2 separate regions of the Homo sapiens genome follow, and region 2 is linked to region 1. Evidence: chromatin contacts called from ENCODE Hi-C or POLR2A ChIA-PET data. All regions are on one chromosome and are shown on one strand. Each heading gives the region's core, a stretch centred on a gene start or an enhancer-like site at or near the end of the contact. The rest is flanking DNA. Distances are from core to core; before and after follow the strand shown. Region 1 has its middle 23 kb from the start of PMAIP1. Region 2 holds the start of ZCCHC2 (zinc finger CCHC-type containing 2).

Region 1 (4,299 bases), core at 326-2,825:
TCAGTGCATAACAGTGACCTGGAAGCCAAAATATGGAGCCACAAGATGGAAGGATCCTGGATCCCCAGATGGCCCCTTGGAAGAGAGAAGACTAGAAGACCTCTCAACTAGGAACAACAGCATTAGACTTTTTGTGAGCAACCCATGAACTTTTAATTTTGTTAAACAACTTCTATTTTGGGATTATTTATAACAGAATCCTACACTGACGAAATGAAAGAAAGCTCAACCATCCCCTGTTGAGTGTATCTAATTAAATCAGGTTTTAATATACTGACTTCTGGTGAGGAGAAAGAGTACAAATGAAGAGAGATAATTCTAGACTTGCAGCCTCTGAAATTGATTTGGTGGAATTGACCATGGGCAATAGATTCTGCAATGAACTAGTACATTAATTAATGCTAAGTGGTATGATTAATTTGAATTATGTTTTCTTTAAGTGCAATGAATAATTTGGGTTCTTATCTGTACCTGAAAAAAAATTCAGAATTAACACATCTGAATTAGTTAATTTGCAGTTGTTTGGTAAATCGGTCTAGCCCCATATTCTTGGGTAAGCATATTTCTGGAGAGAAAAAGAAAGAAAAAGAAAAAGCTCCAAATTCTGAGAGCTTTATGATCTCTATGAGGTCAGTTGAAGAGTGACTACCAGAAGCAGAGGCCTGCCAGCACCCACAATTCTTCTGTTCAGAGACAGTAAATTAGGATTTTAAGGGAAGAAAAAAGGAATTGGAAAGGCAGCTTCTTGGCAACTTAAATTTCCTAGGCTGCTGAAAGGGGAATCCTCCACAGTGAGCAGTGAGATGCTGAAAAAAGATGGGGTGCAAGCAAGTGTTGCTCACAAGTAGCCCACGGAGGAGAAGGACCCTAAATTATGTGGAAGGTGAAGAATGCTTCTAAACAGAGCGTGGGGTCTGTAGAGGATCCATGGAGGCTCATCACAGCTTCCTGGTGGTGAAGACAAACAGCGCCTGCTTCAATTGGTCCCCTTGTCCCCAGCCTCACTAAACTGTTCCCCTCTTCCAGTCTTTTCTGTCTTGGACAAGTAGATTTATCTTATCTTCAGCGATGGAAAAACTGACTCGCCTTGGCCACCTATTCTTCTCAATCTTTTGCATCTTCCACCTGGCTGTTAGCTTTTAAAACTAAAAGACAAGAGTTTGATTCTTATTTCTCGGGTTCTGCTATGACAACTGTCCCTTGAGGCAACAGAGCTTGGTTTCTGTCTGCCCAGCAGCAGGAGGTTCATGGAGTAACAGAGAATATCACACACACCAAAACCTCTCTTAATATATCAAAGCATATTCCTGCCAAACATCAAAATAAAGAGCTGGAAAATTTTCACCCCTTTTATGTTTGTTTTTGGGGAAAAAACAACCAAAGAAACTGCACATTATCTAAGGAAACATTTACAGACAAATGCAATCTGTTCTCTCATGGGAATCCCTGGCACAAAATCCAATGACTGATGTGGTCACACTGTACTCTACAGAGAGGCTGCGGCTATCGGGTGAAACAGAACTCCTCACAGAGACCAAACAAGGTTTGTGGGTTACCAGACACTGGTGTTCTCTTACAGACAAAGTGTGGTCTTGTCAGGTGACATTCCAAAGGCACATGTCATCTTGGGTGTTCAGGTTGAAGCTACCATTGTGGAAAAATCTCCTGTTTAGATGACAAAACAATATCAAGCACAGCTTAGAAATTCTACATTTGCCAGCCTGGCCAACATGGTGACACCCGTCTCTACTAAAAATACAAAACTTAGCCAGGCATGGTGGCATGTGCCTGTAATCCTAGCTACTCAGGAGGCTGAGGCACGAGAATTGCTTGAACCTGGGAGGCGGAGGTAGCAGTGAGCCAAGATCGCACCACTGTACTCCAGCCAGGATGACAGAGAGAGACTCCATCTCAAAAAAAAAAAAAAAAAAAAAAAAGAGACCGGGCATGATGGCTCACACCCGTAATCCCAGCATTTTGGGAGGCTGAGGCAGGTGGATCACCTGAGGTTGGGAGCTCGAGACCAGCCTGACCAACATGGAGAAACCCTGTCTCTACTAAAAATGCAAAATTAGCCGGGTGTGGTGGTGCATGCCTGTAATCCCAGCTACTCAGCAGGCTGAGGCAGGAGAATCACTTGAACCCGGGAGGCGGAGGTTGCGGTGAGCCAAGATCGCACCATCGCACTCCAGCATGGGCAAGAAGAGTGAAACTCTGTCTCAAAAAGAAAAGAAAAGAAAAGAAATTCTACATTTGACATAGAATTAAACTATTAGCCAATTCAGAGTGGCTTATTTCCCTCTGTTTCATAGAAAGTTGACCTAAATAAAAGTCAAACTCATGGTTTATGTTTAAATAATTAAAAACTTGAAATGATGTACAAGTAGCAGTAACTGACCAAGCTTCAAGAACAAAATAGCCTAAAATGCTCTTAATTTAAGACATTTTGGGCCAGGCGTGGTGTCTCACTCCTGTAATCCCAACACTTTGGGAGGAGGCCGAGGTGGGTGGATCACTTGAGATCTGGAGTTCGAGACCAACCTGGCCAACGTGGGGAAAGCTCATCTCTACTAAAATTACAAAAATTAGCCAGGGATGGTGGCATGCACCTGTAATTCCAGCTACTTGGGAGCCTAAGGCAGTAGAACTGCTTGAACCTAAGAGGTGGAGGTTGCAGTGAGCCAAGATTGTGCCACTGCACTCCAGGCTGCGCGATAGAGACCCTGTCTCAAACAAACAAAAACAAAAAATATTGGATTTGAGATATCAGGAAGCCACCAAGTGACTATCAATATTTTGACCCCAACTCTGAGTATTGTTTGGGGTAGGTTATATCCTCAGATTTTTTTGCCCTTCTTTGCCAGTGGGAGGCTCTAAAAAAGTCCAGAGAATCTTCCTCCAATTCAGAAATAGCCAAAGATCAGCACAAACAAACACAAAGCAGCATGAAGAACTGTTTTCTACTGCTGGAATACCAGAAAATCTGAGCAGGAGACAAGAAGTGTTGCCAGGACATGGCTTTACTGGTTGGGTTGGTTGGGTAAGCAGGTGGTTTGGTTTGGTTCTTTCCCCTGCATTCAACTTATAAATTAGGTGGCAAATGACAAGAAAATTGGCCAAGATGATGAATCATTCATGAGAGCTAAGGAATTACCCCCACCCAACCTAACATTTTCCAGACATGGAAATTGACATCTGGAGAAGGAGTGACTTTCCACCATCTCTCAGCAAGTAAGTTGCAGCGCTTGGAACAAGAACCCTGTTCTATCTCTGAGTCCAAGACTGTTCCCACTTCAAAACTGATCATGGGCTTCATCATAAAAATATACCTACCAGCTCTGAACCTAGCCATCTTCCCTCACCCCCACCACAACCACAAACCACAGCTTCTGCTTGACAGACATACTATATCATCATGATGAAAACTCACGAGAACAACAGCATGGAAGTTCAAGGTTCAAACTGAGACAGAAACTGGATGTACAGCATGTAGTAGGTGGTGAATAAATATTTTATTAATAAATTAATGAGTGATCATGTGAATAAAGTTGTTGTATTGTCAGGGCATTAGACACATAAAGAGCAGCTTACGGTGTATAATGGGTTTCCTTTTAGGGTTTACTTTCCCAAAATATTTGGATAAGGGTTACCTGATAATGCTAAACATTCATAACGGTAAGTATAGACTTCAAATTAGGCTGACTCCACTGTTCAAATGCTTTAAGTAAAACGTCAAAATTCAGAACATCTGGAATGAAATAAGGCTTGGTTAGTCTTTGTAATTAAACTACTCTTAAAATTATATTAAAAATCAGGCCAGGCGCCGTGGTTTACTCCTGTAATCCCAGCACTTTGGGAGGCCAAGGTGAGCAGATAACCTGAGTGCAGGAGTTAGAGACCAGCCTGGCCAACATGGAGAAACCCCATTTCTACTAAAAATACAAAAGTTAGCCAGGCGTAGTGGTGGGCACCTGTAGTCTCAGCTACTGGGGAGGCTGAGGCAGAAGAATCGCTTGAACCCTGAAGATGGAGGTTGCAGTGAGCCGAGATGGCGCCATTGCACTCCAGCCTGAGCAACAGAGCAAGACTTTCTCTCAAAACAAACAAACAAAAATGATATTAAAAATCAAAATGGTTTTAAATGTATTACAGTGGTTGTTGCTGGGACTGCCATTAGGGACAAATTTCTCCTCCCTTTTTTACCTTTCTCTATATGCTGAATTTTGTAATATTAAAAATAAGATTTAAGGCCAGGTGCGGTGGCTCACGCCTGTAATCCCAGTGCTTTGGGAGGCTGAG
Region 2 (4,522 bases), core at 1,302-3,801, 2.6 Mb before region 1:
AGCCACTAGTGAAATACCATGCCCAATTTTAGTTCTGGGGTACTGAATGACAGCAGATATATATATACTGAATTAACGTTCAAGCAAGGAGAGGAGAAAATCCCCTTTTCCATTATCTCCTAGAGATCACCTAAGCTGAAAAACATGGCATCCAAATCAACACCTTTCAAAAGCCTGTGACCCCACAAATAATCTCACTTTACAGTTCTCACTCTTACTGAAACCTACTCCCCACCTTCCCATGGAAAAGTCCTCCTCAAAGACTCACTGGACCCTAATTATCATTAAATTGCTTTCATGGCTGTAAAAAAAATTCATCTTTAATGTTTGCGACAAGTGTCTCATCTGGATTCTCGTCTACTACATTTTGGTGTTTAAGTGATTCTTTTGGGCAACATTAACGCCTATCGTAAACGCTCAACAAATATCCCGGAACCCCAATCTGTAGGCAGGAATCAAGCCCGTGAGAAAGCGCGTGTGCCGGAGGGAAAAAGCATCCCAGGCCGCGCTAGAAAAGGTTTCTCTCCCCGGACAACCTGCGTTACTACTCATCTCAGATCCATTCGCAGGTCTCTACGTCAGATGTCTGCTGGGAACACAAGCCCTCAGAGCAGAAGCCACAAGGACCCGTACGACCCCTTTTAACTCAGGCACACACTGGGCAAAAAAAGTCCCTCTGTGCCAAAGACAAGGGCAGCTCGCCGGGAGCGCACCTTCAGGACACCCCGCCGAGGGCCCGGCAGAGCCCGGAGACGGGAGGCGGAGCCCCGGCCAGGCAGGCGGGGAAGGACGGCGCTGCCTGGGGCTCACTGCGGCTGGCTCTCACACAGGTTCCTCCAGCGCCCGGCGGCTCCCGCACCGAGCGCTGAGATGCTCAGAGCCAAAAACGTCCCGACACTTTTCCTCCGAGAGGGGCCCCGGGCGGGGAGCTCCACGTCTTCCGTGGCAACACCGTGGCACGGAAGGGACTTCTAGAGCATTCTGTGATGGCGGGTGGCTGTGTCTGCCGGGGTGTGGGGTGGGGTGGGGGAGTGGAACGGAGCGGCCCAGCGAGACGAAGCTCAGCCCTCTGGCGCTGGGAGCTGCCGGGTGGGGATTCCGAGCCACCTGCGCCGGGCTGGGGCTCGGGCAAGGGGCGTCCGAGAGCGAGGCCGGGGAGGCCGCCGGGGCAGCGATCGCACCGCGAGTCCAGGGAGGCTCCGTGCGCCTTACCTGGGCCCTGGGGCCGGCAAACTTGCACGGCTCTACCTCCACCTCCGCGTCCTCGGGGCCCCCGCGGAGCGCGGCGCGGAGCCTCTCCAAGTGTTCCCTCAGGGTGACCCGCTGGTGGAAGGAGAAAGCCGGGTGCAGCGAGGCCATGGTGAAGAGCAGCAGCAGTTCCTCCTGGGCCCTGGAGCCAAGCCCGCCGCCGACCCGGGGCTCCACAATGCCGCCTTCCGGGCCTGAGCCGTCCTTCTCGGCGTCCTGCTCGCCGTCGCCGTCCTCGCCGCGCTCGTCCTCCGCGCCGCCCCGCGAGCCCTCGCCCCGGGCCGCGCGCAGGCTTTTGAGCACCGAGTCCACCTGGGGTAGCAGGCGGTGCAGACGGCCAGCGGCCTCCCGGTTCTCCGAGCCCAGCAGCGCCAGGTAGACGATGAGGCGCGAGCGCACCGCGGGCTCTCGGAAGTCGGCCAGCGGCCCCGGGTCCGAGAGGCCGTTGGCCTTGGCCTCCGAGTCGCGCAGGTAGTGGTAGTCCTTGCGCGCCAGGTCCTCCAGGCACGAGCCAAGGAAGCGCAGCTCCAGCGGGTTGCACAGGTCCAGCAGCCCGCACATGAACTCCAGGCGCTGCGCCGAGCCCAGCACCAGCCCGAACCACTCGTATACCCGCTCCTGCTCGCGCAGCGCCGCCGAGGGCCCCCCGCCGCCGCCCGGCATACCCGCCCCCGCCGCCGCTCCACCAGCAACAGGCGGCCCGAGTCCCCGGGGCGGCGGCGGCGGCGGCAGAGGGCCCCGCGACGGGCCCGCGGGCGGCGGCGGCGGCGGCGGGGGGCGGCAGTCGCGGCGGCGGCGCGAAGGCGCCTTCGCGCCCGGCCGCGCGTCCGCCTCGGGCTCCTCCGCCTCGGGCGGCGGCTCCGCGGGGTGCGTTGGCTTCAGCGGCAGCTTCATCCTCAGCATCCTCGGCTAGGGCGGCGCAGACATGCGAGCGGGGGCGGGCGGGAGGGGCCGCGAGGTGGAGCACGGGCCGAGGCGGCGGCGCGGCCGTCAGGAGCGGGGCCCCTCCATGCCGCCGGGGGAGGGCCGGGGCCGGGGGCGGGTCTCGGCCGGCGAGGGGGGCGGTGGCCGGCCGGCGGGGTCGCTGGCGTCGTCTTCCCGGGCTGGGGGCGGGGCGTGCCCGCGACGGCTCCTCCCCCTGGGCTCCTCGCCGGTTCTGGGAGCCCGGGTGCGGGTGGGAGCAAGCGAGCGAGGGTGTCCTCCTTCCGCCTCCCTCTCTCCGCCGTCCGCGCTGAGCCGGGGCGGCGGTGCCTGAGCTGTTCCCTCGCGAGCCGGTGAGGACGGAGCGGCTGGGTGAGGAGGTGGAGCAGCCGGGCCGGGCGGAGAAGCTTGCGGGCTCCGCGCACCTCACCTCCGCCAATCAGCACCGCGAATCGACGGTGACGTCGCTCTCCCCGCCCCCTGGGGGGCCGCCTTTCTCCAGGAAGCCACGCCCAACTGCTGGCCGGCCGCCTCCCTCTCGGCGGCTTCCGTGCGGTCCTAAAGGCTGGTGCTCGGCAGGAGGAGGACGCGGGCTGGGGCCGTGGGGCGGCGTGAGGGTAGCCCGGGAGCGGTGAGGAGCGTGCGAGGCCCACGTGAGCGGAGGGACGCGGCCGCTCTCACCTTTCCTGAGGGCCCTGGCCCGGCTTTGGACTCCTGATTCTCCTCTGCTTGCCAGCTGCCGCCCCGCCTCCGCCAGTGGTGCCCGGGCTGCCTGCGCGGCCGGAGTGAACGCGTCCCGGGAGCAGGGGTTTCTCCGAAGTGAGTGCGCCAGCCCCGGGACGAGCTCGTTCGAGTCCTCACCGCCCAGTGCACTTCCTGAAAGCCGGCGGTGGGCTGTCTCCCACCTTGTGAAACTTTGCCAGGTGTCGCTCACAGGGGACTGGGTCCGGACGCGGGTGGCGGCGCTGGTTTGCGGCCCCGGTTTGCGGCCCCGGCGCCGCGATCCCGGGCCGCGCCCACGCCCAGGCTGGAGGCACCGTGCGCAGGTGGGGACGCGCGGCCGGGAGGTGCGCAGCGGGACCCGGCCGGCCGAGGGTGAGCGCTGCTGGGGACGCTCCTAGTCTGTAACGCTCTGTGAAAATTATTTCCTGGATAGTTTAGGAAAAGCCTCTCCCTTCCCCGCCCCTAAACCTCTATCTTTTGGGAATCATTGATTTGCTAAATGACATTTCGGTGCCTAACCCATTTTGAATCCTTGTTCTGCTGTGAATTTCATGTGACTGGAGGAATTTAATAAGCTACCAACTTGACAGGCTTTAAACTTAAAAAAAAAAAGTTTTGTTACGTTTTTCAGATTTAGGCTTCCAAGATGTTTACACTCGCACTGTTACTTTTTTTTTTTTTTTTTTTTTTTTTTAGCAACATAGTCCAAATTTTTAAAACTCAGCTGGATCTTTTGAGGGTTAATTAAAAGGTGGGTTAAAAAAAATCTTAAGACTTTAAATTTAGAAGTCCTACTACAGCTATGTAGTAGGAGTATGCAGAAAGATAAGAATCACATTGTAACTCTTTGCGGTGGTGCTGGAACATCTGTTGGGAGAGCATATGCTGAACTCTGTTCACCTCACAAGTTTATGTCCTAAGAGGCTCATTCACAGTTCAGTAAAAGGGTGAACTGAAGCCTGAATCAGTTTCGGGGATGAAAGGGTGAGAGGGAGAACTGTTTTCAGCACATTTGAGGTTGGCAAAATATATAAAAGTCACTCTTTCTTGTAATTTGCTAGTTCTTTACAGTCTTTAGATGTAATTTACAGCCAAGAAAACTTTATTATGAGGACTTATACGTCATTGCCCTTTTTTGCTGTCACCCTCAACTACCCTGGGATCTTCTACTCATATCTCATCTCCTGTTCCCACTTTTCTAAAGCTTAGGGTGAAATACTTAGGCAACTAGTAATAATATTAATCTTGCTAGATATTCACAGGTTCATAGTGAGCCAGCTGTCTAGATCTGGATATCTAGTGAGCAAATAAATTCTTTACCTCCGAGTTGATTTTTGTTTTATTGATCGATTGACACAGTCTTGCTCTGTCACCCAGGCTGGAGCACAGGCTCAAGCAGATCCTCCTGCCTCAGCCTCTCAAGTAGCTGGGACCACAGGCACGTGACACCACACCTGGCTAATTGTTTGTATTTTTTTGTAGAGACAGAGTCTCACCATGTTGCCCAGGCTGGCAAATTGAGTTTTATATGTGACGCAGTCAAAGGGGCATTTTCCTTGGCAATAAGAAGCCATTTGATATGAACTCTCCACAATAGTTGATGCATACATTTTATACCAGAATTCAAATT

The links. Hi-C counts contacts between places; a loop is a spot of excess contacts on that map. ChIA-PET counts read pairs that join two places held with the same protein, here RNA polymerase II (POLR2A). Pooled maps may share reads with other maps.
Region 2: a map with no recorded cell type shows a loop between it and region 1 (4-fold over the local background). The contact joins the promoter of ZCCHC2 here to the enhancer-like site in region 1. A Hi-C loop is called at or near these places in 1 of 37 single-sample maps with no recorded cell type and 1 of 50 pooled maps. POLR2A ChIA-PET finds 5 or more read pairs at or near these places in 2 of 52 experiments (AG04450 and activated T-cell).

Annotation. Positions count from the first base shown.
Region 1 is chr18:59,920,592-59,924,890 of GRCh38, reverse strand. No RefSeq gene overlaps it. Among named protein-coding and RNA genes, the nearest start is that of PMAIP1, 23 kb to the right of the region's middle. RefSeq lists an enhancer at 1,164-1,303. Within about 2 kb of position 1,575, at least 4 of the 41 ENCODE cell types and tissues checked have a DNase peak (open chromatin) inside an H3K27ac peak, as active enhancers do.
Region 2 is chr18:62,521,054-62,525,575 of GRCh38, reverse strand. ZCCHC2 (zinc finger CCHC-type containing 2) reads right to left here and starts at 2,551. Exons shown (of 14, transcript NM_017742.6): 1 at 1,213-2,551. The coding sequence starts at 2,151. RefSeq lists silencers at 658-787, 1,028-1,267, 2,158-2,657, 2,688-2,957, 3,188-3,297 and an enhancer at 1,269-1,842.